Regions from separate parts of the Homo sapiens genome. Here region 2 is linked to region 1. The links are chromatin loops, found by intact Hi-C in ENCODE. Cell type or tissue: CD14-positive monocyte. All regions are shown on one strand. Each heading gives the region's core, and the rest is flanking DNA. Links, peaks and the distances in the headings are about the cores only.

Region 1 (15,730 bases), core at 2,831-10,830:
ACTTGTGACCTCCTAAGAACTCCCTTTTGGTAAACAGCCTCCCGCTTTAATTACTTGATCCATATTTGTCTTCCCCACTAGACTCAGCTTCAGGAGGAGAGAGACCATGCCTGCAGGAATCAAAATGAATCAGCACCAATCCTGACCCAAGATGATATGGGTTGACTGAATCAGTTGTTCCTCATCAAGTATACTGGAAGTCAGAATGGCTCCTCCTCCATGATGCCCCTGTACTTAGAGCATCTGGCGTCTGTGAAGGGTCTAATCCCAAGTGAGGATTCTGCTCCTGAGACAGCCAGGACCAGACGATTGCCAAGGTCCCTCCAGCCTAAAGGCAGTGACTCTAGAACAGATGGGGCTGGATGGTAACAGGGTAACTGGAGCTCAGGAATGGAGGCCAGGTTAGAGGCATGCTTGCCCAGTCATTCCAGGTGCCCAGGTTCCAGGCTTATCCCTCTTTAGGAGAGAAGTAAAGACATGAAGAGGAACCCTCTGTGGGCCTGTGCTGACCCATCTGCCACCCCCAACCAGAGGCATGAGTGACATGGGAAAGGGGAGTGGCGTTGGGGCTGCTTGGCCTGCCTCCTGCACCCCAAAGCTCTGGGTTCAATTACACTCATTGTCACTGTGCACAGAACCCACGTCACCACTGAGGAGATCAGCTGGGCCCTGGCTGCTGACAGCTTGTTTTATTCTTGCTAAGCCACTACATCTTGGCTTTGTTGTTATGTTTCCAATAGCAACAGGAGAAAAGACAACTTTTTCTGCTTTGGGAGCTTATTTTTTTCTCCCGTAGGAGAAAGCTCCAGCCTGAAGACTTGATGTCCTTGGGGCCCCAATGTGGCCTTAGCCCAGACCCTGGGGGCCAGTAAGGAGAAGTCCAGCTTAGCTCTGCCCCAGGGAAACAGCGGGTAGCTGAAGTCATGGAGGATCCAGGAGCCAGGAGCTATCAACTCTTCTGGAATTGGGCTCAGCTGCCCTTTTTAGTTTTGAATGGCTACAAAATATCCACAGTGGCTTGGGTAGGCCTAAAGCATAGACAGTGGAGAAAGGAAAAGGAGAGAAAAAAGGAACTTAAGAGTAGAGGAGAAAGGAGTGGGAGAGAATGGCAAGAGAAGAAAGGTGGCTGTGGAGAAGTGCAGTGACACCATCAGCACCCTTGGGCATCACTTGGCATTTGAAGCCAAAGAGGATGACCCCACAGGCCTGGATGAAAAATATAGAGGTTCTCTCTGGCAAGGGGCTTTTGCTTTCCATTGAGAAGGAGCTGCCATCATGAATGGATGGATGGATGCATGGACAGGTGGGTGGATGGATGAATGAAACAATAAGCGTGGTATTCCCAGGATTGAATGAATGATAAAGGAAGGAAAAATAAGTGAGAAGTGAGAGAATCCAATGAGGGGTTAAGCCATCTTAGGCAGGGATTGCCAAGGAGTGGTTTGGGAGGGCCTTGCCCCGTCCCCTCCAGTCTCCATTGGCTTCCCCTAAAGTCTTTCTAAGTAAATAAACATGCAATCTAAGTGGAAAAATAGAGTGTTTACTATACAAAACAGCCTGATGAAAACCCCCTGGCTCCTGTATCAGCCAATATTCCATCCATAGGTTCTCCTTTACAGAAACTCCCGAGCTGCCACTCATCAACTACAAGGCATTGTGTCTGCTTTTTCCAAATCCCATCCCAGACCAATTGTATTCAGGCTGTGGACAGACAGGTGAGGACCTGAAACATGATTAAAGGATATAGGGAAAATAAACTTTAGATTCACTTGAGAATAGGAAGAGTTAAAGGGCCTTAAGCCTTTCAGTCACTCCTACTTAGGGATTTGGGGTATTAATTAACAATAGCAAATCATTGGGTAGATTGTCTCTGCTCTCCCTTCAGTAAAAAATGTCAGGTATAGGCATTTCTTCCTATGCCCAGTAGGAATAGTTCACTGGGGCCAGGATCAAGGGTTAGGGGTCAAAGGACTATACTCTCTAAGCCTTGAACCAATAATGTGAGCAGCTAGTGCAGAAGTGAGCAAGGCTCTTCTTTCATGGAAGGTTCTTATCAGAAACCAGAGCTGTCTGGAGGGACACAGTGAGTCAGATTACAACAGCTACCCATGGTGGGGACAGGTCAGAAGGGGTCACGCAGAGGCTGTAGGGAAGGTTGCTATTCTTAGGCCCCTACTATCTCAGGCGTCTGCTGACTCACTTGGGAATCTCTGGACTCCTGGGTAGATCCAGTCCAATAACCTGCCTAGTTCTTGGGTAAGCCTGTATTGCCTTTAATGATAATAAATAACAAGAAAATATAGACTTTTTCTCTAAAAGAAAGATGCAATATCATGTTTAAGCCTATGCAAGAGGAAGGGTAAGGAGGTCTGATTCCCAGAGAAGCATCAATCTTACCTCAGATCTTGGAAAGACTCCTGGAAGGAAAGGGAGAGAGAGAGAGGCTAACCCCGGGGTAGTGGCCCTGGAGGCTTTGGTACTGAGTCACAACATGGGTAGGGGAAAGGTACATTATATTTGGGGCAAGGATCAAGTGAAAGTCTAGGAAAAACATCAACCTTGGAGACTGAATAGGCTTGCCACATTAGAAGCCTCAAAAGGGGACTTAAGTGTCCCTTTGATTAAGGAGAAGACAGAAAAGGTGCACTATGCAGAAAATAACCTCCTCAGGAAGGCAAGTACGTTTAATGGGTTTTCACAGAAAGGTGGGAGACCATTTCATTTTCCCTTTCTTAGGACAGGGATCTGGGGATGTTTGCCTGAGAGGTTATATGTTCGTTGTGGCCTAATGTCTTTCAGAGTAGACTGTCACCAACTCTTTGACTCCTCCTGCTCATGGATTCCTTCCACCATACCTTTGGTTTCCATTTCTAAATGTGCTTCAGCCTGGGGGAGGCTGCAGTAAATGACTCTGTCTAACTTGCTTCCTTGACCTTAGGACTAACCTTTTAAAACTCATGACTTTTCCTTCTTTATTTAAAATCTCTATCTTTTAACTTTTTTTTTTCTTTTTTTTTTTGAGATGGAGTCTCACTCTGTCACCCAGGCTGGAATGCAGTGGTGCGATCTCACTCACTGCAAGCTCCACCTCCCAGGTTCACGCCATTCTCCTGCCTCAGCCTCCTGAGTAGCTGGGACTACAGGCGCCTGGATAATTTTTTTGTATTTTTAGTAGAGATGGGGTTTCACCGTGTTAGCGAGGATGGTCTCGATCTCTGGACCTCGTGATCCACCCACCTCAGCCTCCCAAAGTGCTGGGATTACAGGCGTGAGCCACCACGCCCAGCCTTTTAACTTTTTAATTTACTCATTCTATTGATTTGTCTTTCTAGTTAAAAAATAAAAAAATAAATCTTCTCCAGGGAGCATGTGTCAGGAGGGAAAAGAGTCCCTTGTGTGTTAAGCCCTACTGGCTAGGGTTAAAAGCTGAGTTGCTTGTGTGAACTTGACCTTGAGCATGATCCCCAAATGATAGTTGTCTCTACGTGAGTGGTCTTTATCTGGCCTCCTCCTCTCTTAGCACTGACCAGGCTATATCTGTGGCTAAGACCTAGAGGAAAAGACTTGGGTTAGCCTGTGAAGCAGAGCAGCTGAGCTAGGAATTCTAAGAATGGGGGACAAAAGAAAAAAAAAGGTAGGGAAGGTGGAGGGGGCACTTCTTTCCTCAGGTCTGCTGTTATGGTACAGCCTCCTGAATTTGAGTTTCTCAAGTAGTCAGGGCTAGGCTCAAGTTGTCAGGGCTAGGCTAAGGGCAAACTGAGGCTAGAGTCAGTAAAGTGATCTGCCTATGGTCTTACAATTACTGGGCAGTAGATGGTTTACATTTAGAGGCAGCATCAACAACCCTGTAGTATCAGTTAGAATTCTGGTGGGGAAAAAGAGGAGAATTTAATGAAGGGATTATTTATCAAGCTATGGACAGGATTTAGGGGAACTAACAAAGGAAGGTGCAATACTTTAAGCTTAATCACATTGAAGAGGCATTACCCTCCCTAAATCCAAAGGGTCAAGAGGAAGGAATAGTTAGGAGAATCCACAGAGAGTACCTGTAAGGAGAGGGCCTCCCAATAGGATGGTGACAGTGCAACTTTTGGTAGAGGGGCAAAACTAATTCACAGTGATTTGACAGGAAAGGATCTAGGGGAATAAACATCCTTTCTGTCTTGTAGTTTCCTGTTTGTGTCTCTTTTTGCCTGAGCACAACTAGAAACTAGAGGTCAATGGTGCCCCATTGATGCAATCTAGACAGGTTGACAGGCCAAAGGGTGGCGAGTGAATCTGGAGAGCAAATGTAAGATAGCCAGCCACCTGGGAACACAGATGAGATTTGTTTGTAGTAATTTCCAAAATTTTTTGCCTCTGTCTCCATTGCCATACCTGTTCCTGCATGGCTTGCAGATGCTAGAGTTTTTCTGCTGCTTCCTTATATCTTGGAACCCCCAGCCAGGTTATCAGGTCTAGTTTCTGGGCCTGCCTGCTATCATTCATCATTTCTTTATCAAAACCTGTTCTTAAGATTTTTGCTTCTGGCCATGACAAAGCAACAGGATCCAGATTTACCCTCCCCCTGTATCCCTTGGGATTTGAAGCCAAAGAGGATGACCCCGCAGGCCTGGATGAAAAATATAGAGGTTGGCCTGGCCAACATGGTGAAACCCTGTCTCTACCAAAACTAGAAAACAACAAAATAAATGTACTGACGGCTTCAGATATTGTACAACACACAGTGCAGAACTATGACCCATGAGATAAAGAAAATACATGTGGTAAATGATCATGACAGTTTCTGATTGGAGGCACATTCTGGACTTTACAGCAGGGGAAACAATATCCCAAGCACAGTATGGTAGTCTTGTTAAGTTAAAATACAGAAATGAAGGTCAAGGAGACTGTAGTTGGAAACTGTGGGGCAGAATTCTAGAAAAGAGGGGACCATGTAAAAAAAGCTCCAGAAATCTGCACAAGTGCCCTGTTGAGTGCTTAATACTAAGATGTTCATACCCAGAGTGAAGCTTTGTAAGTCTGGGCAAAGAATGACCAGAAGCTATAAGCTGAAAATTTCAGAGTTCACATGGGATTCTGAGATGTAAAAATATCAACCAGCTTGATCAGCTGGGGCATTTAGTAGAGATCCAATGAGGTTCATATGCAGATAGTAAGACTGAACTATCCCTAGAATAAAAGAAACGTTAGGTTCATTCTAACAAAGCTAAAAACAAGCCTCTAAAGGAATAATCTTATCCATAAGTAACTGCCTGCTGGATAAAAACTCAATACTCCTTAAAGGAGGATTTAAAAATATACAAACATTCAACAATGTAACCTTTAAAATATCCAACATCTAAGCAAAAATTACTAGACTCACCAGGTAGCAGAAAAATGTGACCCATATCAGGAAAAAAGGCAATTAATAGAAACATGCCTGAAAATGACAGAGTTGAAAAGACAGAATGAACAGACAGGCACGTTAAAACAGCTGTTTAAGTAGGCAAAATATACTCCAGGATTTTAAGAAAAACATACATAAAATGAGGAAAGAATGCACTTCTTGTGGTGGAAAAGACAATATCTGAAATGAAAGGTCAGTGGCTGAAATTCAAAGCAAACTAGATGCTACAAGGAGAAAAGTAAAACTGAAAACAGCAATAGGAACTATCCAAAATGAAGCACCAAGAGGAAGAAGACTTCAAAAACAAAACAAAACAAAACAAAAAACCCAGAAATGAACAAAGTCCCATCAATCCTTGAGCAATATCAAGTGGTCTAACATATGTATAATTGAAAAAGAAAAAAGAGGGAGAACAAATTTTTGACAAAAATCAAGGCTGAAAATTTTCCAAATTTGTTAAAAACTATAAATACCACAGATCCAGGAATCACAATGAACCCCAATCAAAATAAGCAAGGGAAATCACACCATCATACCAAAGTACATCATAATAAATTACTAAAATTAGTAATAAAGAGAAAATCTTAAAAGTAGTCTGAAAAAAGCTGTATTTTATAGTGTCATAGAGAGTATAGGAAATACTGCAGACTTCTGATCAAAACAATGCAAGCCAGAAGACAATGGAATACTTTCTTTGATATACTGAATGATACACAAATCAAATTCTGTATCCAGCGATATAATGAAGACTTTTTGAGATAAATGAAAGCTTAGACAATTCACCATCAGCAGATCTACCCTAAAGAAATGTTAACATAAGTTTTTTACAAAGAAGGAAAATAATACTTGGATCTACACAAAAGAATGAAGAGCACCAGAAATGGGAAACATGAGGATAAATATTAAAATTTTTCATTAAAAATTTCTTTAAAATATTAAAGCAAAAATAATAAAGTACTGTAGAGTTCATAACATATGCAGAAATAAAATTTATAGCAGCAATAGCACAAAGGACAAGAGCATGTAGCTAAAAGTCAATGGTCTAGATAAAATGAAATAACAAAAAAGAACCCTCACTTCAAAAGAAGGCAAGGAAAGATGCAAAAGGTAACAAAGAACAGATGGAATGAGTAGAAAACAAATAGTAAGATGACATACCTAAACCAAACATGTATGTTACATGTACTTGTAATTAAATGCAAATGGTCCAAATACCCCAATTAAAGGTCAGGCACTATCAGACTGGATTTAAAAAGCAAGAAATTCATTTTAAATATAAAAACACAAATAGTTTAAAAGTAAAAGAATGAAAAAAGATATGCTGTGCAATGCTTATCACAAGAGAGCTGGAGTAGCTATATTAATAATAAAAAAAGAAGACTTTAGGACAAGGAATAGCACCAGAGATAAAGAGAGACAATTTCATAGTGACAAAAAGGAAAATTTAAGCCAGGTGCAGTGGCTCACGCCTGTAATCCCAGCACTTTGGGAGGCTGAGGCAGGCAGATCATGAGGTCAGGACATCGAGACCATCCTGGCTAACACAGTGAAACCCCATCTCTAATAAAAATACAAAAAATTAGCTGGGCGTTGTGGTGGACGCCTGTAGTCCCAGCTACTCGGGAGGCTGAAGCAGGAGAATGGTGTGAACCCGGGAGGCAGAGCTTGCAGTGAGCAGATATCACGCCACTGCACTCCAGCCTGGGCGACAGAGCGAGACTCCGTCTCAAAAAAAAAAAAGAAAAATTTAAGAAGATTTAACAATTCTAAATGTTTCTGTACCTGCTAACAGAACTTCATAATATATGAATCAAAAACTGACAAAAGTTAAAGAGGAAATAGACAAAACCACAGTCATAGTTTGAATATATACATTTCATCATTCCTCTCTCAAGAATTAATAAAACAAATAGTCAGAAAAATCAGTAAACCAGTAAGGATACAGATGATCCCAGCACTTTGGGAGGCCAAGGCGGGTGGATCACAAGGTCAAGAGATCGAGACCATCTTGGCCAACATGGTGAAATCCCATCTCTACCAAAAATACAAAAATTAGCTGGGCCTGGTGGCATGCAGCTGTAGTCCCAGCTACTTGGGAGGCTGAGGCAGGAGAATCGCTTGAACCCAGGAGGCGGAGGTTGCAGTGAGCTGAGATCATGCCAGTGCACTCCAAGAAAGCTAGGTCAATTGCTCATATGACTAGCATTTCTACTCCTAGGTATGTACCCAAGAGTATTGAAAATCCATGTCCACACACACTGTATATGAATGTTCATAGCAGCATTATTCATTTTAGCCAGAAAGTGGAAACAACTCAAATGTGCATCAACTGATGAACAGATAAACAAAATGTGGTTTATCCATACCATGGAATATTATTCAGCTATGAAAACAAATGACATTCCAATACATGCTACAACATGGATGAACCTTGAAAACACTATGCTCACTGAAAGAAGCCAAACACAAAAGGTCACATATTGTATAATTCCATTTATATGAAATGTCCAGAATAAGCAAATCCATAGAGATGGATAGTAGAATAGTGGTTGCCAGAGGAAAGGGGAAGGAGGAATGGGGAGTGACTGCCAATGCATATGGAGACTCTTTTGGGGGTGATGAAAATATTCGGAACTAGATAATGGTGATAATTGCACAATTTTGTGAATATACTAAAAATCATGGAATTGTACACTTTAAGAGGGTGAATTTTATGGTATGTCAATTATATCTCAATTAAAAAAATAAGTATTTGGTATAAATGATTTTATGCCCCAGTGTTGATAATGGATAAAGGCTTAATGAGAGACTCTTCTCAGCAATATGGTTCAACTCAGACCAACTCCTCCCTACAAAGGCTACAGAATCTATTTTTTCAAAAAGTCCAGCTCTTAGGACCTTTGTTCTTAGCTGTGGTTGCTACCAGGCTGCCTCTGAGGCCTGAAAAATCGTGTCATAGGCAGTAGAGGTTGAATTTTGTATTTTAGTATCTATGCTTACTTTCCTGCAGTATGAGTTCTTTAAAGTCTATTGCTAACTTGCACTCATAGGCTGAATTGAAAGAATAAAGGATCACAGTGAGGCACTTTACAGTTTATAAAAAAGCATGTTCACATTCACCACTCTTTTGATTTTACGCATTTAGATTTAAATTGGGCGTTCTGAATGGCCACACAACAGCAGGCCCTAAACTCTAGCCCCAACCTCTCTGACTCCAAAAATCGAGTCATTCTTAAAACAACTAAAATGTGCTTCTGAGCAAGTTATGGAGAAATGGGCTGCCACTCGCCCTCCCAAGAATATTATGAAGGCTCTTAGCCATTTAAGGAACAACTTCTGGCCAGGCAGGGTGGCTCACGCCTGTAATCCCAGCACTTTGGGAGGTCAAGGCGGGTGGATCACAAAGTCAGGAGATCGAGACCATCCTGGCTAACACGGTGAAACCCCATCTCTACTAAAAATACAAAAAAACTAGCCGGGTGTGGTGGTGGGCTCCTGTAGTCCCAGCTACTCAGGAAGCTGAGGCAGGAGAATGGCATGAACCTGGGAGGCAGAACTTGCAGTGAGCTGAGATCGTGCCACTGCACTCCAGCCTGGGTGACAGAGTGAGACTCCATCTCAAAAAAAAAAAAAGAAAAAAAGAACAACTTCCACTAACAATCTTTTTTTTTTTGAGACAGAGTTTTGCTATTGTTGCCCAGGCTGGAGTGCAATGGTGTGATCTTGGCTCACTGCAACCTCCACCTCCTGGGTTCAAGCAATTCTCCTGTCTCAGCCTCCCAAGTAGCTGGGATTACAGGCGTGAGTCACCATGCCTGGCTAATTGTTTTGTATTATTAGTATAGACAGGGTTTCACCATGTTGGGCAGGCTGGTCTTGAACTCCTGACCTCAGGTGATCTGCCCACCTTGGCCTCCCAAAGTGCTGGGATTACAGGCGTGAGCCACCACGCCTGGCCTCCACTAACAATCTTATATTGGTCTGCATTATGCAGAATGACCTGGACTATTAGTCATGGGGCAGGCCCAGATGTTAAATAGCTTGGTCCAGTATGCTCACCTCATTAACCATGTGGTTTGTGGGTCCATTTTCACTCCTGCAGGGACACACACACACAAACACACCTCTCTTTACAGCAAGATAAAGAGTCACCTATCTTTTCCCAGCAGTGCTCTGACCAGGGCTGAGTTCCCACTTGCATTTCCTTCCTCCCTCTCTCCCTCCCCCTTCCTCCCTTCCCCTCTCCCTCCTTCCTTCCCTCCCTTCCTTCCTTCTTTCCTTTTTTCCTTCCTTTTTATGGTCAAATATACGTAACATAAAATTTATCACTGTAACCATTTTTAACTGTACTGTTTAGGGGTGTTAAGTACATTCTCACTGATGTCCAGCCATCACCATTATCTATCTCCACAACTTCTTCATCTTGAAAAACAGAAACTTTGTATCCATAAAACATTAACTCCCCGTTCCCCTCTCTCCACCCCAACCTCTGGTAATCACCACTCTACTTTCTGTCTCTGTGAATTTGACTCCTCTAGGTACCTCATGTAAGTGGAATCACACAATATTTGTCCTTTGGCCACTTGTATTCCTTGATGGCAAAGAGTCATCTTGTTCCAGAGCTGGCCCATAGGACCAGGTGTTTCATGTGGTAGCCGGGAAGGATAGCAAGAGGAAGGATAGCAGATTCTGGAGTGCAAACACATCCCCAGACAGAATCAGGAGGGCTCCCCTCATCCTGTCGACAGCTGGAAATTCTTTCTGCTCTTCTACAAGTTGAGTGTTACAAACAGGAGACTTTTCAAGCCCAGTCCCAAACACAGGAATTCGTCCCTCGTCAGTCTGTCTCCTGGGCCCCATTGAGACAGCTGGACTTCCCACGCAAGTGAAAGCATTCAACTGGGAGTGCCTTTTCCTGGGTCAGCCTGTTCCAGCTTACCCTTGAAGGAGACCATCAGCTCCTTAAGAGCAACAGCTATTTTTCTGTCCCAAGTTGTGTAGAATGCAGTGTAGAGCACTTTTAAAATGTCCATTTTGGCTATTAGCAGCAATCAATGCAATCTATACCAGCTCAGGTTGGCATGATAATTTTATTTACTTAGCCAGTCCTTTGAAATTCACAGCAAGGATATGAGCCTTATGCATGATCCTCCCACTGGTTTTCGTACAGGTGAATGAACCGATTCCTTATTGCTGAAAAAAAAAAATCTTACACTGGACTTGGAGTCAGGCCACAGCTAGACTGGAAGCAAGGAGACTGGAAAGCAAACGTGGACCTGACAGGCTCTGTCATGTCCCAGGCCTAATCTGGTGGGAGTCCTGAGAACAGCCTGTGCTGTGTGTGCCCAGGTGCAAAGAATATGTAAACCTTTCTCAAGTGAAAAAGCTTAGCTTTTTCCAAATTCCCATTTGAGACTGCCTGTGCGACTGCACAGTGTGCACACTCATGCAGATAGGTGGAGTCCTATTCAACTTCTACAAAACACACTAATTTGTTGATTTGTTTTATTTCTATATGGTACCTTTCCTCCTAGGAGCTGCAAGGCTTAATAAGCTTCAGCAATCCTTTTACAATAGAGATGCTGCAAGGAGGGCAGAAGCTCTAATCACTCTGCAGAAGACCCAGCTGGAGGAAATGAGATCTCACGTGGGGATCAAGGGTTGTAGGAGTGGGAGGAAGATGTAGAGAAGAAGAACTTTTTCACTGGAGACATTGTAAAACCATGACATCCTTTGCTGAAAGGGACAAGGAAGCAACTTCCCTGGAGGTTCAGAAAGTAGAATTATAGTTGCTGTCGGATGTTAAATGTAGATCTGGAAGTCGTGGTGAAAAACTAGGCTGGGTTACACTGGATGCTCATCCAAAGTCTCTGTTCTGATTCCAGTTGCCCAGTTTGTAGGAGGAAGAGCAGAAGAGAGGACAGTTGAGTGCATCTGTGGAGGGCACATGGAGACACTGGGTAACAGCCTGGGATTCCTTGTTTTTCTGAGCACCACATCAGGTATCAGGAAGGTAGGGCTGGGATGTGAGTCTGCTGCTGACCAGCATTCTGACCTGGGGCTGACTCTGGCCACAGTTCTAACAACTGTGAAATGAGAGAATAAGATCAGATTTAAATGCAACAAACTTTTATTAAAGATGTGTAGGAAACAACATTGAATAATAACTGTTCATGGCCTGCAGGGTTACACAACTAGGGAGATGACACACACACACACACACACACACACACACACACACACACACATATACATTCAGATGTGGTTATAATAGGGAATGAACAGTATTTTAAGGGAAAATGAGGCAGGAGAGAAATTGGTTTCACCTTTGGAGGAGGTAGGCCTTGAGTACGATTGAATAAGGTGCTGATGGGTGGAAATGGATGTAAAGAACAGGAGGTGTCTCTGGAAGATAAAACAGGCGAACAAAAAGAGGGACCAGAAGACTGGGTAGGTGCAGAGGGTCAGTTCTGGGAGTGAGCAGCAGGTGGCTATGGTGTGAGCACAGGTACATATCACATGGCAGGGACTCAGGCAACATCTGCTGAGTGACAAGTGGCGGCAGTGAGGTTGTACGGGAGGACAGGGAGGCCTGTTCCTGGCAGGGGAGCCACATGCATGTGGAGCTCATATGGGTTTCTGAAAGGGAGACAGGCCACTCTGATGGGCTCTGTGTCCAAGGACAGGGAGACCACGGGAAGCGAGGCCCAAAGGCTGAGAGGTAAGGTCCAGGGAGGAGAAGGAAAGGGTTTGAATTCAGATAGCAACACCGGAGTGGGAGGGATCTGAAAAATAGAGCAGAAGCTCCTTCAGGCATCCGGAGGCTGACCAGACATGCAGGGAGACAGAGAAGAAAGAGATGAAGAGAATGCTGGGTTTTGAGCCTGGGCAGTGGGGAGGGTAGAAATACAGAAAGAGACAAACAGCCTCAAGGAGAGGTTTGGGGAGGAGAAGATCAGTTCAATTTCGTGAGAAGTTCTGCAGGGTGTCTAAGCAGAGACGGCCAGCAGAGTAGGCCGGTAGAAATGTGGGGATCTGGGGAGCTGGAAATCGGGGGCTCATGGAAGCACTGGCTGAAGATGTGGACGCGGAGGAGAGAGACAGAAGCGATGTGCTGGGAGAGGAGGCCCGGCCAGCAGAGGAGCAGGTAAAAAGCACGGGGATGGAGAGAAAATGGAAGCCTGGCAGGAAGTCACCAGGAGAACCCATGGAGGGGAGGCAAAGGGTGGGTGGGAAGCCCAGAAACTCTGAGGAGGCAGCTAGGGGGTTGGCTCCTGGGCCACTGAGAATGGCCTTCAGTAGCAGCCGATGGCCAGGGCTGGAGAAGAGGAAGGTGAAAGGACCCAGTGAGAAGTGTGTGATACGGGGGACAAGAGCAGAGATGGTGTGCTGAGAGAAAGCCATCTAAGGGAAGCCCTTTTAGGACAAGGAAGAGGACGCCATGCTTGTGGCTGTGCACTGGAAGCACTGGAGATCCTGCTGCCACACAGCTTCCGGTCCAGGCTGAGGACGGCGGCCACTTGGTGTGGAAGACACAGGAGCTGTTGCATTTGCACCCAGGTATGGAAGTTAGTTTTGCAAAGGAGGTGGGGACATCCTCTGCTCTCGAGGGAAGGAAGGGTGGTGGTGTGAGTGAGTGAGCTCTGAGGGGGGTGAGAGGAGACTCCAGGGGCCCTGTGGGAAGGCCTGGACCTGCTCAGTAAGGGGCGTGCTGAGAGATTCTGCAGGTAGAAGGTAGAGGTGGGGATCTGGGGCATCTGAGGAGAGTGACAGTGGCCACTGACAGTGGCCTCAGGGGAGAGCCAGACTCAGCCTGTGCTGGGCCTGCAGCCGCACCTCCTCTGGGGCCTGGCAGCCGAAGGTTTGGAGTGAATGCAGTGGATGGCCATGAGGGGCCCTCGGGGCAGGCCTGAGTAAAGTTGAGAGTGAGGGTGCTGAATGCCTGAGATCAGGCGGGCAAGGGAGCCCAGGGAAGCTTCTAGAGGGAGAGGCGGGGGCACAAGAGCCAGGGTGACAGCAGGAGAAGGAACAGGTGAAGGGAGGAAGCTGCGGCCAGAGAGTGGACATCAGCAGCCAAGGTCTCAGGGTAGATGGCTGGAGGTGTCTGAGGGAGCCAGGCAGGTAAGTGACAGATAGACCAGTGCAGAGGTTGAGAAGTGGGGGCCCCGGAGGAGGGGCCACAGCATGGAGAAGGGAGTATCTGGGCCGGCTGCAGAGCTGATGGGTGACAGAGGAAGAGGGACCAGCAGGGCTGGAGCCCAGAGCCTTGGCTGGGGAAACTGCTGTGGACAGCCCTCCTCTTCATTCAGCGATAGCACCTGTTGGGAAGCCAGGAGGCTCCCAGAGGCAAAGGGGGCCTGCTCTGTTCATGCTCACTTAACCCCACTCCTTGAGGGCCTGGGCTGAGGTGCTGATGCCTGAGTTTCATGCCCGGGAACTGTGATGGTGAGGGGAGGGCATGAAAGGTGGCTCCTTCAGCTACTGACCCATGGCCCTACAGCCTGCCCAGGAGTACTCTGCAGCCGCCAGCTACCTGCAGCTGCTCTCCTCCTCCAGGGAGGTTAAAGCCCCATTCTAGGTCAGGCCCTTAGGCAGGGAGAGTCCAGCATTTCCTCTTTCACAGCCCCGGGACTTCCTCACCACGCTCAAGCAAGGCCCCTCTGAAGCCGAGCATCTCCTGCGTGCTCCCAAGCCAGGGAACTCTCACTAGGGAAGGACTCGGGGTGGTGGTGGGGGACAGGCCCTCAGCACTTCCCCTCTTAGAGAGACAAGCCAACAGCACAGCTGGACGCCCCACTCGCAATTTGTTCAGCTCAGTTTGATTCTCTTTCTCTCCCTGGTGAGCTTCAGTTTGGAGTTGTTTGCTCTTCATCAGCAGTTTCTGGAAATGTGGTGTTTGGAGAGGGTTGGGGAGGCCTAAGAGAAGGGCAGGGAAGCTGAGAGACTGTGCTGGTGCCCAGCTGCACCTGGGGTGGTCTCTCATGGCACGCGCTGTGCCCAACCCTCAGGCCTACCGCCCTCAGCAGACCTAGGTGTCCTTTCTCAGGCCTCTCAGAACCTTTGGCCTCATACCACCCCTGGCTAGAAAGTGCCACGGGCTCCTTCCACTCAAACCAGAACCTTCTTTTCTTGATTCCTTCCCCTGAGGTCTGGGATTTCTTTGCCTTTCGGCCTGGCTCTTCTTTCCTCTGGAGGCCTGTGTGAGAAGGGGCACGATGTAGGGCCGGGCCTGTCCTCCCGGGTAATCGACAGCCCCTCCTCCTACATTGCCAGCCCCTGTCTTCCTCCCCAGCACCCCGCAGAATGGCTTTGGCCCTCCTTAGAGTGCGCCTCCCCGGGGCTGTGTGCTCCCCGTCCTTTCCTGGTGCCCCATGGTATCTGTCCACAGCAGAAGAGGAAGACACAAAGGCTTTGTGCAGAGACCCCGGGAAGAAGAAGATAAATGGAATTTGCAATAAATCCAGGAGCAAAGTTGTAACTTGACTTAAAAACAAACAAAAGGGCCAGAACTGCACTTAAGCTCGGCAGAAGCTCATCTCCCAGTGTAAACAGAAAAGGGCGGACGTGGGCTGAGGAGCCTCACGGGCCTGGGCTGGCAAGGGAGGGGTCTGGAGCAGGGCTGGCCGCAGACTTCCTCTGGAAGAGATGGGCTGTGGGGGAGGGTCTCTGTGGCCTTGTGAAAGGAGAAAGAAGGTGCTGGCATTGTTGTTGTTTGCCACGCATTTTTCCATGACTTACTCTTTCGAAAGGATACTCTCAGGATTGGGACAAGAAGGTTGTTTTCAAACTGGTACTGGGCAGATAAAAGCTGGGACCAATGGAGAGCAAACAGAAGTGCTGGCATGAGCTCCCAGCCTCAGCCTTCCCTGGAACTGGAACACTGGAGCTCCCTTAAGCCTCTGCACGGGCTCAGAGGGGCTGGGTGCACTACACTGTGTTTCCCTCAGTGGCCCGCCCGCATGACCCTGGAAAAGTCACTCTTGCTGCAATCACTGTGCCTCACCTAGAAGTGTGAGGCTGGACTTAAATTACGGCGCCTTGTTTTTACATGTGACACTTTATAATTTACATATGACACTCCATAATTTACACATGACATGCCACAGTTTACATGTGACACTCCCTAATTTCAACATGCCTCTACACACCTGAGCCTCCTCAACTACTGAAGAAGTTGGGTGGATCAGATGTTATCATCATCTTATGCGTAGGAAAACTGACACAGAGAAGTAAAGAGAACTAGACAAGGTCACACAGCAAATTAGCAGTTGCCCCAGATCAATGCAGTGGGAAAGGTGGGTCCTGAGGTACAGTTCCGACTCAGTTAATAACAAACTGTGT
Region 2 (15,730 bases), core at 4,298-12,297, 46 kb after region 1:
GATGAATAATGAGTAAAAGCACATGAATAATTTTACATTTGACTGTGGAAGCATCTAAACTAAAGGAGGGAGAGAGGGTTGTTCTTGGTTATTCCTTTTTGAGGCTGGGCCTTCATCTTCAAAACCTTCATCTTCAAAATGATTAAAATTGTAGACAAGGCCACAGGATGAGAAGGGTCCAGTGGCTTGGCTCTAGTTATCCTAGGGAGGGGCAGTTCCTTGGGTGTCCATGAACTCAGAACGTGCAAACCTAGTATTGCCTCCCAACTCTCTCCCGGACCCATGTGTCTCCTTTTGAGTTACAGTAATAATGGAGAACAACTGGGCCCTCTGTTTTTAGGCTAAAGGTCAAGACCAGAAAAGACTTGGAACCAAACTGGAAATTCTGCTTCCTTCCCCATAACTCCCTGTCAGCTTGTAAGCACCTTCTGTTCATCCAAGTTTTGGAGAAGACATTGGTCTTGTGTTCTGACAGACCCTGGCCTCCCAAGCTTGCTTTCCAGGGAATCTCAGCAAACCACAAACGGAATGCCCCTGTTGGTTCCGCTTTCATCTACCATTTTTTTCCTAAATAAAACACAATGAAATATTTTATCTTGATCTTGAAATACTTGCACACCAGGACCTGCTGTAGAAGATCCCAAGGTAACAGAAAGTTCATCAAAGAGCACAGACTCTGAGTCAAGAGGTGGAGCACCCAAGCTAGGTTCACCTCTGACCCCTTCCTTACTAACATCATGCCCCTGCGTGAGTCCAAACCATTTCTTGCCTCCAGTGCAGCCAAATGACAGAGGTCAGAAGGGTACCACTGATCTGATTGTTAAGAGGCAAAGATGACTCATACCCTAGAAGCTCTAAAGTACCAAGGCCTGGGTCCATCCCTAAGACTGTTTCCCTGCATTCCCCAGGGCTGGCATGCCTGGATGCTTTAGCATCTCCATCTGGAAACAAGACTCATTCCTCACTAAGTGCCATGGAAAGGCTGCAAAGACACTTTCCCTAGAACAAGGGTTTTAAGCTTTATGCATCCTCAACCTTCTAGTGGGGGCTTTACTTCTCATTCCCCAAAGCCTCAAGGTCCTCTGGGTTGGGGGTGGCAGGCAGGTCTGCAATGGTAACAATCCTAATCACGAAAAGGAGGAAGGTGTCCCCTGTGCTTATTTTTCTCCATTTGCCTTCTCCCTTCATGTTCATTCTCTTCCCTTTGGTGCCCTGCTCTGTGACCCCTGGGGCTGAGTGCTAGGAGCTGAATCACCAGCTTCCTTTGCCTCTAGCTTCCTTTTGTGTCCGGCAAATGTGAGGTACAGGCAGGAGGCTGGAGGTCAGGAGGGTGTCTCTTCCCCTGCTCCCTCTTTGCTCTGGTGCTTGGCTATGGCAGGGACTGTGGCCCTTGGGACCACTGCTCTCACCAGGTGGCCACCTCTATGCTGCCAAGACTCACCAGGCCCCAGTCACACTATTTCCTTTCTTTGCTCCTTTGGCTGAGGGCTGGTATCATCTTCCCACTATTGCTAGTTCCTGGGTGCCTCAACATTCCTGTTGCTGCCCTGAACCCTGCCCGTCCATCTATAAGTTGTGCCTTCACTACATTCTTCTTAGTCAAATCCTTTTGAAAAGAACTCTGTTTCTTGCTGGGACCCTGATTAATATATCTTTCTATATGTATTTCAAAATAAAAACTACCCTAAACGGTAAGGTAAGTATGAGGCTTTCTGACACTGACTCTTTTGAAGCTATGTTGGTGTCCAGAGGATGAACTTGGCTGCCAACTGGGGCATGAGCCTGGGTGCAGGGACTGCTGCTCCTGAAGCTTCTAGAATGAACAGGTCAGGGGCCCTGGGAGTTGCTGAGCCTTCCTCATTGGGAGAATCCCCATTCACCATGGGTGTGTGGCGTTGGGGAGGGAGAGGGGAGGAGATGGAATTATTTCACAATCTACCATGCCGCAAGGCTCTGGGATTCAACGGTCCATTTCAATTTTTCAAATGGGGCCTAAGACCCAGGGAAGAGGCCACAGAGCCCATTTCAGTCCAAATCAGCCAGACCCCAAACCTTTACAGATTCTCATCCTGGGGAAAATAAAATCTGGTGACTGCCAGAGAAATGAGGGGCAGGGGGAGCAGGGAGCAGGGAGGGAGCTTGTCATGTAAGCCTTGGCATCAGACAGCATTTGATTTCTGGCCCTACCATTTAGAAGCTATGAGAACTTGGGAAAGTCACCTAACCCCTCAGAGACTCGAGTCCCTCACTTTCCAGTTGGGAATAAATAAACTCCATATCCTCTAGGATTGTCGAGTCAGTATCTTTGACAGAAAACCCTGGCTGAGAAGCTCCCACTGAGGAGCACCATCTGAAGGGCTTGGCACAATGCCTGGCCTGCAAAAGGCATGCAGGAAATGGTACTTGGTATTATCTAAGTCCATCTCCATGGCTTCCCACTAGAGAAAAAGTCATTGTGGAGAACATACTTGGATGTATGAAGGCAATCAGAAAACCAGTCAATGGCGTGCTTTCCTCTTCTCTAACCTCAGAGTGGATTTGGATGAGAAGACTGCTCATCCCCAACCTCTCTTGCTCCTGGGCTTATTTCCCCAATCCCCCCCACACTTCATAGCTACTGGAGACCAAAAATCCTTGCTAAATTGGCAGGCTTTCCCCCTTCTCTGAGGAGCTCTTGGAATTGACTAACGAGGTTACCACAGGTGCTGCCTTGCTGCCAGCCATGAAAAAATAAAAATAAACTATTTTCTGTTGGAGAAGGGTGATGGGGACACATGCCCAGAACCTGCTACTGCAAGGATCTGAAACCACGGGGCTGTTGCAGTAATACATTTCTGCTTCGCTGGCCCAAGGTCCCTGTCCCATTAGAGTGGGCCTGGTGGATTCAAAGTGGAGGCCCCAGGTGTGGTGGGCTGGCCCTCTGGGTGCCCCTATACAGGCTGCTAAAGCAATGGGTGGGAGGACAAAGCTATCTTTTTGGTAGAGATCCACAAAGATGTCTCAGTTGGATTATTTTTAAATAATGTCTGGTGGGCTGGACTGGGTTTTAAGGGCTGAGAATTAAGACCTATGTGTTCTGTGGTGCTGATAGTGAAGGAAGTAGCTGTGGCCGGGTGCAGTGGCTCACACCTGTAATCCTAGCACTTTGGGAGGCCAAGGCGGGTGGATCGCTTGAGCCTAGGAGTTCGAGACCAGCCTGGGCAACACAGTGAGATGCTGGTGCGTGCAGCCAATAAAAGCCAGTAGTAGTTCCAGCTACTGAGGAGGCTGAGGCGGCAGTATTGCTTGAGGCTGGGAGTTTGAAGCTGCAGCGAGCCAAGGTTGTGCCACTGCACTCCAGCCTGGGTGACAGAGCGAGACCCTGTCTCAAACAAAACAAAAACAAACAAACAAACAAACAAAAAGTAGCTATTTCTCACCCTCAGCTTGCTGGAGTAGGGGTGGGGGTGGAGAGGAGAGCAATGGAGTTCCTTCAACATGTGAGTGAGCACACACACACACACACACACACACATACACACACTGACACCCACACCCACACCCCCACACACACAGCAGTCAATGAGAACAAAAGCTCAAGCTCAGCCCATACTCATGTGCTGCATGCTCTTGTTTGCCGGGCTCTGTAGAGGGAACTGAGCACCAAAGTGAAGCTAAAGTCTTCATCTGCGGGCTGAATGGAAGGCCTGCCCCCTTGGTGGCCCAGGAACAGATATAGGTTGGATGGTGGTCTGGAGCCTCCCAGAACCTTAGGCTCCTGAGGGGAGTCCTGAGACTTCATCCACTCATTTAACAAAGACCTGCTAGGCGCCCTACACAGTGCTGGATACGTAGCAGTGGTCAAGGGTGCTGCCCTCCTGAAGCTTTATTCCCCGTGGGAGAGACAGATAATAAACAACACAGGTAGCTCTCATGTGTTATTTGGTGACAAATATATGGAGAAAAATAAAGCCAGGTAAGGGGGATAGGAAGACTTTGGGTAGGGATGTCGGCAAAGGTAGGTCTTAAGTTTCTTAAATGCAGAACATCAGCAAAGCTCTCCTTAAGAAAGGAATGGGCCAAGTATGGGCAGTGAGGAGGCAGGGAGCAATCCAGGTGGAAGGAATAGCAAGTACAGGGACACCGAGGCAGGGATGTGCTTGGTTTCTCTGAGAAACAGTAAGGAGTCCAGTGCAGCCGAGTGGAGGAGAGTGCGAGGGGGCACAGCAGGAGGTGGGGTAGAGAAGGAGCAGGGCTCGACCACGTGGGCCTGTGGGCCACATGAGCCTCTGGCTTTTATGAGTGAGGTGAGAGCTGCTGGAAGGCTGTGAGTGAGGTGAGAACTGCTGGAAGGCTCTGAGCAGTGGAGGACATGATCCATTGTACATACAGTTCACCCTGGCTGCTGGGAGTTGACTGGAAATAAGATAGAGTAGTATGAGGTGACTGTAGCAGAAATCCAGATGTGAGGGATGATGACACTCCCTGGCCTGGGTTTGATTCCCCGACTCCATCACATATGACCTGTGGCACCCTTGGTAGGCTGTTTCATCTCTCTGTGCTTTTGTCTCCTCACGCGTAAGATGGGCTACTACCCATTCTTCATAGGGTTCTGTCTAGGGTTGTGATGAGGATTAAATGAGCGAAAACATGTACAGTACCTGAGGTGTAGTAAGAGCTCAGAAGCATTAGCCATTATGCTGTGATGCTATTGATATGACACTGGCAATTTGGAGATGGGAAGTCAAGGTCAGCAGGGGAAGAGCATATCAAGATTGAAGTCACCACCTAGAAGGTCAGTGATAGAAGCCAGGACCCACTGGGAGGTCGGGACAAGTCACAGGCCAGGGATGAGTGGATAGTCTGGGATCAGGTGGGAGTGGCTTTGGCAGGTGAGCCGTGGGGGCACCGCAGGAGTTATTGGGGTGGCTTACTGGAATCAGAAGCCCCAGGCAAGGAAACAGAGAAGGAAGGAGTTGGGCCCCAGCAGAGTAAAAACAAGGGGCTTTGCCAAGAGAGCAAACCAAGCAGCCCCCCAGCTGCAAGGGGCAGCTCAGGGCAAGTGAGCAATGCCCACATCTTATTTCAAGAGTTTTGAGGGGCTCCTTAAAAAGCAGGTTTAGGTTTCCAGCAAGGAAAGCAAGGCAGCTGCTGACACAGTCCAGCCTGCAAGGTGTGACGTCTGGGAGGCAGCTGGGCAGGGCCCATGCCACAGGGTTAGGGCTGATGCCTGGGAGAGACTGAAGCCCACCGTGGGTTTGAGAGACACTAGGGGACCAATAGACACTTAGCGGAACCCACTAGTATATCTGGATTCGAGATTACATCTCAAAAGGTTGGCCAGACGACCTTTTGTTTGTAGATTACAAACATCCCTGCTTCTAAGCCAGAGGACATGAGACAGAGTCCAAGGGCCTGTTTGCATGACGTATGAAACAGCCACACACTGGGGTCTGTGGGGGTCCGTGAGCTAACAAATTTCCCCAGAATGGCATGTGCTGTAGTTTTGGGGATTGTGCTTTATAGATTGATAATGATGGACAACGAAATAAAATCGATGTCCACTTTCTGTGCCGCCTCTTGTAGCTCCTTCTTCCCCTTAGCGGCTGCTCACTCTCATTTTTTCTCTTCTTTTAACAAACGTGATTATCTGGCTCTCAGGTGAGGACCTGAGCCAAGGAGATTCTCAAAAAACAAACAAACAAACAAACAAAAAACAGCCATCCAACACCAAACAACCAATAACTGAACAACTAACAATCAACCAACTAACTATATGTGGTAGGGAGAATAACGGCCCCTCAAAGGTGTCCACGGCCTATTTCCTGAAGCCTATAAACATGTTCCCTGACAGGAAAAAGGGAATTAAGGCTGTTAGTTAGCTAACCTTAAAACAGGCACATTGTCCTGGCCCAACGTAATCACAAGGGTCCTAAAAGAAGAAGAGGGAGGCAGAAGAGGAATCCAAGTCAGAGGGAGAAGTGGCAATGGAAGAATGATTGGTCGGAGAGCTGTGATGTTGCTGGCTCTGAAGACAGAGAAAGGGGGCCATGAGTCAAGGAATGTGGGCGGCCTCTAGAAGCTGGAAAAAACAAGACAACACTTTCTTTTCTGCAGCCTCCAGAAGGGAACACTGCCCTGACGACACTGATTTTAGCTCAGTGAGATCCATTTTGGACTTCTGACCTCCAGGATTATACAGGTAATTGATTTGTACTGTTGAAGCTACTAAGTTTGTATGGCAGCAATGGGAAATGGGCACATTAACCAACCAAATTGAATCTGGTTTGAACTGACATGGTTGTACCCAGCACTGCAGCATGCAAGGCCTTCAGCCTGGTTGTTTCACCTTAGCTCACGGGGTCACCTGCCCTGTGTTCCAGCCAATCAGAAAACTTGCCATTGCTTGACAGTCTCTGCCTCCCCCCTCTGCCAATTCTATCATTCTGGGAGGGTTGTTAGATCTTACATGTCAGGCTTACAAAGCCCCTTCACTGGCTGATGTGAAGTTTAAAGGAAATGCTGTATGTGTGAGCGGTTTGCAAACTGGAAAGCTCATGAAGACACGAGCTAATATGTGATTTGATGTGTGTGTGTGTGCATGTGTGTGTGTGTGCATGTGTGTGTGTGTGTGTGTGTGTGGCGCTCCAGCCTTTGAGCCCAAGACCCCTGGATGTCCTCAGAGCCTTTCCCTTTAGGTTATTGATCACAGTGTCTTAAATTATAGTTTCATATACGCACATATTATTCTCTTACTAGATTTGCAGCTTCTTTGAGGGAAGGGCCTGGACAGTATTTACCCTGTTAACCCCCATAGGGGGAAGCTTGGCTGGAGGTAAAAATGGGGATGGGGGCTGGACACAGAGGGTCAGAAGGTTACAGCAGGCTGCCAAGGGCACTGGACCCCCCTCCTGGCTCAGCTGCAGACCCCAGATTTAGACTCCCTGATGATAGGACCTGGCCATGCCTTTGTCCCTTTAAATAGCATAGAGTGTTTAGTAAACAGTTGATGGGAATCTGTTTCTCACAGTACCCTCCCCTGGTATTTTTAAGGTCCTACAGTGACCTTCAGATGCCTCCAATCTTGGCTCCCACTGGTCTATCCTATGCAAAGTGACAAGGCTGGTTTCTCATAGCCTTGTTTGATCTCAGGCCTTCTAACCTTGCAGTCAAATGACCCCGGGGAGAGAGTCATAATTCTGGGCCCTCTCCTAATCGCAGGCTCCCCTGACCCAGGTCCTGCCAGTGCTTGATTCCAGGCAGGACAGCCCTCTGGGTAGTCCCTGTTCCCACAGGTGGGGCAAACAGATGCAAGACAAGGAGCTCAGGGCAGAGGGACCTGGGTATGGGGACCCAGGAGCCACTGGGGAGGCTCACTCTCCTCTCTCGCTGGCACAGCCTGTTCTGTTACTCTGGGCCACATTAGGTAAACAGGGGAAAGAAAACAATGTCCGTCAGCTACAAAATGAGCCTGTCAGGAAAGGAATGTTATTGCCAAGTGTTCTCAGAGGGCAAGACAAACAAAGAAGGTGAAACCTGTCTTTAACATCAGGCCTGGTTCACAACCATGCCCTCCAGTAGCCCTTCTATGAGCAAAGGCTTGTGCCCCGCAAAAAGGGACCCTTCCCACCTGCCTCTCCTCACTTTTCCAGGGTTAGCTTGGCCTGTTCCCTCAGCCCCTGGGTTGGGGGGCTCCCTACTGAACAGCCAGTGGGAAGGCAGAGGCTGCTGGGATGCAGGCTGCTTCAGGCCCGGTTCCATGGCAAACCCGAGAGCCCGTGGTGCTGTCGGCTCCTAGCCTGGCCCTTTTAGAGGGGCATTCCCATCTCCAAGGAGGCAATCACATCAATAAGGGACGTTCGGCATCTTGCCCTCTCTGCGGGCAGAGGTGTCCCATAGCAACTGGGGCTGTGATCTGCATATGACAGCACATTGCAGCTATTCAGGACTTTTCTTTCCCCTGCTTTCTTTGAAACAAGCTTGCCCTATATCCAAGTTCCCTGTGAGCCCCATACAATGAAAACAGCAGTTGACAGGTTCCCTGTAACTTGTGAAATTTGAGTGCATCCAAGGGGAGAAAGAGCGCTCATTACTGAAACACAAAACGAGCCTCTTTCAAGGCGTGGTGAGTTGGCCCCTCAGTTTGCTGCTGCTGACCCTGTTGCCCTTCTGAGCACAATAAGCAGAGGGAGAAGAGGGAGAGAGAGGCCTTTACTCCTTAAGTTGCCAATTGATCACCCTCCTAACCCCTATGGGGGCTGCTTCTCCTAAACAATTTGGGTGACAGAGGTCAGGGCTCTGGCCCATTCCTCCGGGGAGATCTTAGCTCTCCCTGCAGGGACTTTCCCGGGTGAAACAAAGACAAGCTCCAGAAGCCTTAAACAAAATCCTGCTGATGATGCCGAAGGGAAATACAGAAAGGGGAAATGAGAGGTGCCAAGAACCACAACATTGGGCCTCAGCTGTTTTATCCAACCAGACCCCAAAGCCCTTCAACACACTCTGAGATTGGACCATGCATTGTGGAAGCCCAGCCACATCTAAATTCCAATATGGTGGCCAATGACCACTTAGCAACTGGGTTGGGGAGAGGAAGCCATGCAGGGGGAAGAAACAACTCTATTTTTGCCCACACTGGGTTTTATCAATTAACCAGACTTCTTGCATCCAAAATATCAAAAAAGATGAGAAAGAAGGCAAAGAGAGGGCAGAGGAAGAAGAAAGGGAGGACGAGGAAGAAGAAGAACTTATGAGGTAGGCCAAAAACAGTGCAAGCTTTGAAGGAAAGCTTGTTGAAAATGGCTGCCCGTTCCTGAGGTTGCCCAGTGAGGGTTCTAGAGGGATCCAATTCCACTGCTTGAATGGTACACCCTATTGTGCACAGAGCAACACAGGGTAGTGTATATGAAAAAAATACAAGGAAGTTCTGTGTCTTAACTCCACCCAGCCCTTGGAAGAGCAAGGGATGGCCAGGAAAGATAGGGCTCTATTCTTTCTTTTTGATTCCAGAAGCAGTAAGTGCAGGTGATACACACAATCCTATCATGCCAATGGTCTGGTACAGGTTTGCTTGGGGACCACAGGCAATTTAACCACTGGGCTTCTGGTTTTATCATCAGAAAATAAGCTGTACCACTTGCAGCTCTCTGAAATGTACCATGTATTTTCACTTTGCCAATGATGTCCCTTTTTGCTGGAATATTCTCCACCCACTCACCTACCTGGCAAATTCCTATGAATCCTTCAGGCTACACATCAAGTGCCATCTCCTTTACCCATGTTTCTATCTTAGCACTTTTCACATTGTATTATGGTGATCTGTTTGCTTACCTTTCTGTGTCGCAAGACTATAGTTTCTCAGAGGGTAGGAACAGCCATTTTATTCATTTTTTGTATCATTGGTGGTTAGTACATAGTAGCTGTTCAATAATCACCTGAAGATTTGAACTGAACCATGATCACAATAATTGTTTCTTTTTCAGGTCCTGGAATGAGTTTTATTCAATCACCAAGGACTTATGGACAGGGCTATAACTTGTGTAACTCCAGGGGCCCCATTCATATCATGTGAACGGGACCCCTGGAACTATGCAATATGTCAGCCCTGCATATGGAACTCCTGCCACAGGCCAGGCACTATGGTAGAATCCAAGTACCAGGAGCTTAAAATCTACTTACAGAGATGGGGCTAATATGAAAGGAGGAGACAATAATGGCACAGCCAAGGGTGTTCTTCTTGTGGGTACAGCAAGGATCCTGGGAAGAGGGAGATCTATGCAGATTACAGTCACTGGGAAAGACTTCGTGAGGAAGGTAGAACTTGCATTGTCCGTGATGACTGGGGTAGAAAACAGATGATAAAAAGTAGGTATACACAGAGCACAGAGGATTTTTAGGGCAGTGAAAAACTACTCTGTATGATACTGTAGTGGTGGATACATGGTGTTACCATATAAACATGTGGTAACAAACCCATAGAATATACAATACCAAGTGTGAACCCTAATGTAAACCATGGACTTTGGATGACAATGATGTCAGTGTAGGTTCATCAGTTGTAACAAATGTACCACTCTGGTGTGGGATGTTGAGAGAGGAAAAGGCTGTACATGTTGGGGGACAGGGGTATATGAGAACTCTCTGTGCTTTCTGCTGTATTTTGCTATGAACCTAAAACCACTCTAAAAAATAAAGTTGAATTTTTTTTTTTCTTTCTGAGACAGAGTCTTACTCTGTCACCCAGGCTGGAGTGCAGTGGCCGCGATCTTGGCTCACTGCAACCTCTGCTGTCCAAGTTCAAGCGATTCTCCTGCCTCAGCCTCCCGAGTAGCTAGGATTACAGGCGCCTGCCACTGCGCCCAGCTAATTTTTTGTATTTTTAGTAGAGACAGGGTTTCATCATCTCAGCCAGGCTGGTCTGGAACTCCTGACCTCGTGATCCACCCGCCTCGGCCTTCCAAAGTGCTGGGATTATAGGCGTGAGCCACCGTGCCGGCCAGTAAAGTTGAATTTTTAAAAAAGAAGGTATGAGCCTATTTGGGATATTAACAAAACAAGCATATTGAAAAAGAAGTAAGCAAAATACACAGGGAAAGCAATAAACCCATGGCCTGGCCATTGCTGGTAGAAGAGAGAATGCATTGAAGAGTAATAAGAAAGAAGGTTTGATAGGCAAGTTGGGGCCAGATAATGAAGAATCTTGAAAGCCAAGCAGAGAAATTGGGATTTGGTGTTGGAGAACACAAGGAAGTCTTGTAGCTTCTAGGGCTGAGAAGTGACATCATGAAAGTGGGATTTGATGAGACTTCAGAGAGAAAAGCAATCCAAGCATGCCCCCAGTCACTGAGGCACCGGGGGGGTTTCTCCCAGCTTGGTAGGTGTATGCTGTGAGCCCTGGACTGTCCATGAACAGAGCTGTAGAAGACAGTGGTCAATCTGGCAGTGGTAATGAGATCCTATAGTGCTTCCTGAGTATGAGCTTCCTCAGTTGGATCAAGGTCACCATTTGAATGAAGCTGGCATAACAGGGCATACAAGACAAGCAGTGCTCAAGTTTGAGGGGTTTGCCTGGATTTGCTGCTGACTTGCTGTTTGAAATTTGGCCTTGACGTTGTTCTTCTAATTACTAACAAAGGGGATGAATCAGACAATTCTATGGGAAATAGACCAGGTTCACCTTCTTATTAATTCTCCAGAGTTTCCTCACAGAGTGTAAGAGCTGAAGATAGGGTTTTGTCAGCTACACCTGGGAAACCAGTCAGCAGTCATTCAGCAAATACTTGTAGACTCTGAGGACAGAGCAGTAAAGAAAACAGACACACTCCCCGACCTCACAGAGCAAACATTCTAGTAAAAAGCTATGTAAAGTTAGTTTCTCAGCAGGTACAGAGAAAGATGAGTCCTGGAGCTGCTTAACCTGGAGAAATCAGGAGAGAGGGTGAAGAGTGACAAGGCCCAGCGAAGTGAGGTGGCTTGGCACCAAGAAGAGGGAGCAAGTTTACCTTATTCTAGAAGAATGGTCCTAAAGCTTTCTACCCCAACATACCCAAGGTATAAAAGCAGACACACTTCCTTCAGCAAGAGTGGCTTGTGGCCACATTGGAGCCCGGCGGGGATGAGAGTGGCCAGACACCTCCAGGGAAAAGATCCAGATACCCTCCCCAGTTGCACTGGGAGAACTGGATGGAGTGAGACACCATTCTCCAACATGCACCTTTTCAGCAGTGTTTTATAAGATAATATTGACATGAAGATGTTAAGTATTTCATGAAAATACATTAGGGTGAAAGCAAGTGTCAGTCTGTTCAAAATGTAATCAATATATTAATAATCAACCATGAGACAGAGACAGCAGCAAGGATGGGGTAAAGGAGATTAGCTCTCTTTCTCTGCCTGCTCTCCCTGGTATTGAAATCTGGCTATACTTCTTCCCAGCTCTTGAGAATTATTGCAAAACTGGGTCAATGAATCAAAGTCATGGAGTGGCAGATTCCACCTCAATGTAAGAAAGAACTTCTTTTTTTTTTGAGACAGAGTCTCACTCTGAAGTCTCCTCTTAAAGGGCTGTGCAAAACTCCAAACAGAAAGGCTTGGCTCTGAGAGAGCCAGATCCCAAGTGCCCCAGGGTTGTAATGAGTCTCCTCGCATTATTGAACAAACACCTCTAAGTCACCTTTTGCTGGAGGAAGCTTGGTCCTTACAGGAGGGCCTTAGATTGGGCCCTGATAAGGCAGCACATCCTGTCTGCCTCCCTGTCCACACCCTCACAGCTGAGCCTGCTGCGGTTGCTGCTGACTTCAAAGGCACTGCTTCCCTTGGATCCACATCAAGGACTGGAATGAGAAAAGGGTCCCCTGACCTTCTTATAGTGAGCGCTTAAACCTTTGTGTTGTGTGCATGTGGGGTGTGTGTGTGTGTATGTGTGTGTGTGTATTTTTCCTGTCACTATTGTGTTTTTATGCGCTGGATGTAGAATGTTTGAAAACAATAATCGGAAATTGTCTTTCACCTATGGCCGGAGGCTGGAATCTGGCTCAGTGAGGGGAGAGGCTGTGTTCACCCAGTGGGAACCTGGTGGCCACATGACGGATGTCACTAGGGTGGATGGCAGGGCCTTCCCAGCCCCGGTCCCAAACACTGGTGCTCTGAGGTCCCCTCAGCCAGCCAGGCCACTGGCACTTGTTGAGTGTGTCTCTGCGACCCGGCTCTTTCAGTGGGAGATGCCAGCCTGGAGCCCACCATCCACCTCACTCTCAAGGTTTTCCATTTCAGCTCAACCCGACCTGATTATCAACACCACACCAGGCCTGAAAGCCAGCCCTCTCCTGGGCTCTTGGGAAGGTGCCCTTGTGGTGGTGGGGAGCCCTGTGAGGAGATAGCAGAGTTTCCACCCACCCCGGGGTTAAGGCTATGGGTGCTGGTCGTGGGAAGCTGATGAACTCTGTGGCCATAAGTAAGGGATCGTGAAGCTTCTCCAACCCCAGCTGCCCGCTCAGGCCTGCACTCGGCTTCCTCTCTGGGGAAGGGCAACAACAAGCAGCTCCTTCTCACAAGCCCGTCCCCTGCTGGGAGGCATCGCCCAGCTTCAGTGGCCTCTCGTTAACAGAAAGCACCACAGCAATGCTAACAGGGGCCGGCTAGGCCTGTGCGGCATGACCTCTCCCAAAAGGAGACCAGCCAAGCTGCAGGCCAATACCCACAGGCTGCAAAGGAGACGGAGACTGTTGACGAGGGAAATAATGAGAAGCACGAAGATTTGTACCGAAGGGATATTGGCCGCAGAGAGCCTCTCTTCAGGCTTTCTCAACCATTCTTGGTAGGCCCTGAGGTTTAAAGGATCCAGCGCAGAAAAATCAGGCCCAAACTGATGAGGGCCTAGCCTTCCAAAAAGACGCAAATCACCCCTTTCCTGCCCCAAACACCGGGCAGAGCAAATGCTATTAATAACCCCAGCCTCCCCCAGCCCATGCAGGCCCTCTAGTGCGGCCAGCTGTTCCGAAACAGGTTTGGGAAAGTGATCTTTGGCACATAATGAAAAGGGTGTGTATGTGTGGGGGAGCACCCAAGAGTTCTCTATCAGGGCCAATATTATTTTTAATTGCCGAGAATCGGCCTGTGGCCGTTACTCAAGGCTGCAGAGCACAGGCTTGCCAGGGATCGGAAACCAACTTCAAGAGGAGGTAAAAAAGCACGTTCCAAGGACTGCTCATTACCGAGCTGTCGTTTCTTACGGAAAATCAGGTTACGCCTCAGAGTTTATACAGTCCTCTCCCCACCACCTCTCCCTCTTTCGTTCCCATTTAGAAAAGGAGCAGTGAATTTGAGCAATCTGGGAATTTTGGTTTCTGCCCTTCCCCCGAAGCATGACCGATGGCCCATTTTTCAAGCCAAATCTCACCCCTTGCAGGCAGCTGTCAGGAAACCACAGAAGGTGCTTGAAGGCACACAAGAAATGGCTGGTTCTAATCTGGAGAAAAAAATGAATTAACAAGGCAGCTACTTATGGAAGAATGTTTTCTTTTCTTCAGCCCCAGCCTGCATATTTTCACAACATGTGTACTCTGTTACCTTGTCACTTCCCTGTTTTCTTTGGGTAAATAACTGGGCTCTGGACTTGGGGGGCGGGAAGAAAGAAAAACCCAGCTCGCAGTATCACTGGGAAGGCCTGGCAGGCTGAGCTGGAGGGGAAGAAGGAGCACGCCCCGAGGAGAGAACAAGCCCATTGCAGGCTCGGCTTGGCCCATTCTGGATGGGGCTTTTCATTGAACTCTGCAGGTAATGATGTGGCAATGAGAGACGGAGGAGAAAACTGCTCACCTCAGCCTTGGGCTTGGCAGACCTGAGGCTGAGGGAAATAAAGAACTTCTCTCCTTCGCCAAGTCAAATGTGAAGCCCTCTCTGAACCCGGCAGAGTCAACAAGGCAGACGGAGGCTTTTCTGCCAGCCTCTGCCCTCCCACTGGCTAGAGAAGCGGCCAGGGTGAGAGAGGTTGGTCTCATCATGCCCAGCCGTGAACTCTGGAGGGACCGGCAGCAGCCCGGGCCTTCCGTGGAGCACACTATTGCTTCCTTTGTAGCAATACATGGTCCATGTTTGGATGTGGAGGCAATGGGCTCCATCCAGAAGGTGCCCAGAGGTTTCTGAGTTCCTCTCTTCCAGAGCTGCTGTGAACATTTTCACTTCTCTGGCCTTGGAATACTTACCTTGTGATGTCTGTACCATACCCTGGATGGGTATCTAGCATGGCATCTTTTAGATATGCCCTGGTGATGAGGGCACCAGGGGGATGAATAGCTGTGGGGAAACAAATGGCCACTCTAACAAGTCAGGGTCTTTTCTTCATAACACTATAGCAACTCTCATTTGCTTAGGTCCTCACAGCTGATCATTAGAACAGAGAACTAACAATAATATTGCTGCCTCATTACTCCTAAGACTGCACAGTACACAAAAGGAGTTAGTTTGCCACGTGCCAAAACATGGCTGTGGGTGCTGGCTCCACCCTGCAGAGGGAAACTGAGGCAGAGAGCGCTCAGAGGCTGAGACCAGCACAAAATCCCCCACAGCTGACATGGCAAAGGCAGGGTTGACTGGGGGCTGTATGGGCCTCTGCATAAGTCCATTTCCTTTCTGCATTTGCTCAAGAGCCTTTGGTTCCCACCTTAAACTCCCTGTCTCACCCTGTAGATCACACAGCCTTCGTCAGGCAGAGGTTTGGCGTTCAAAAGTGGCATTTTCCGTTGCAAAGATCTGGCCCCCACCTGTTGAGTGGTTCTTTCAGTATCACTGGAAGGGCTGCAAATGTCTGGTGAGGCAGGGTCACTTGGAGAGAAAATTTGATGCGTTGTAAGCGTTGCCTCTTCAGAACTGGCATTTCCAGGGTGACGAGGGCTTTCACAGGGAGAAAAAGGACAAACCAAAAGCTTTCTAGGACAGTTATGGACTCTCCAAATTATTCATGTGGTCTAATTCTGCAAAGACAGCTTCAGAGACGTGCTGTGAGGCAGACAGGAGCAGCTCTGAGGACAAAGACAATAGCTCGTGTACATTGCTGCCACAAGGACCATGCTGAGAACTTTGCACACATGACCTCATTTCATCCTCCCACTCGCCCTCTGCATGGAAGACTGTTGTCCTCCTTTTCCAGCAGAGGAAACTACAGAGACCAGACAAGTCGGGCCACCAGTGTGACTCTAAAGCCGGTATGTTCATTCACCAAGCTGCAGTGCCTTTGAGGACAAAGCTGAAGGAG

Evidence for each region. A loop is a pair of places that touch in the nucleus more often than their neighbours do. Peaks named below come from ENCODE experiments on the same cell type or tissue, not always from the same donor. Only the 100,000 strongest peaks of a DNase experiment are listed, where the experiment ranks them.
Region 2: a loop joins it to region 1, with 1.8 times the contacts of the local background. A loop is called at or near these places in 8 of 110 quality-filtered maps.

What each region holds. Positions count from the first base shown.
Region 1 is chr14:68,606,751-68,622,480 of GRCh38, reverse strand. It overlaps LOC107984016 (a long non-coding RNA gene), which reads left to right and starts at 11,929. Exons shown (of 3, transcript XR_943973.3): 1 at 11,929-12,536; 2 at 12,813-12,949. It also overlaps a transcript of RAD51B not described here. RefSeq lists silencers at 2,974-3,165, 11,775-12,069 and an enhancer at 14,800-15,446. In CD14-positive monocyte, for the core only: no CTCF peak of the experiment used is centred there; no DNase peak of the experiment used is centred there.
Region 2 is chr14:68,561,765-68,577,494 of GRCh38, reverse strand. LOC124903335 (a long non-coding RNA gene) reads left to right here and starts at 12,245. Exons shown (of 3, transcript XR_007064226.1): 1 at 12,245-15,730. It also overlaps a transcript of RAD51B not described here. RefSeq lists enhancers at 922-1,091, 7,704-8,216. In CD14-positive monocyte, for the core only: no CTCF peak of the experiment used is centred there; a DNase peak (open chromatin) is centred at 8,364.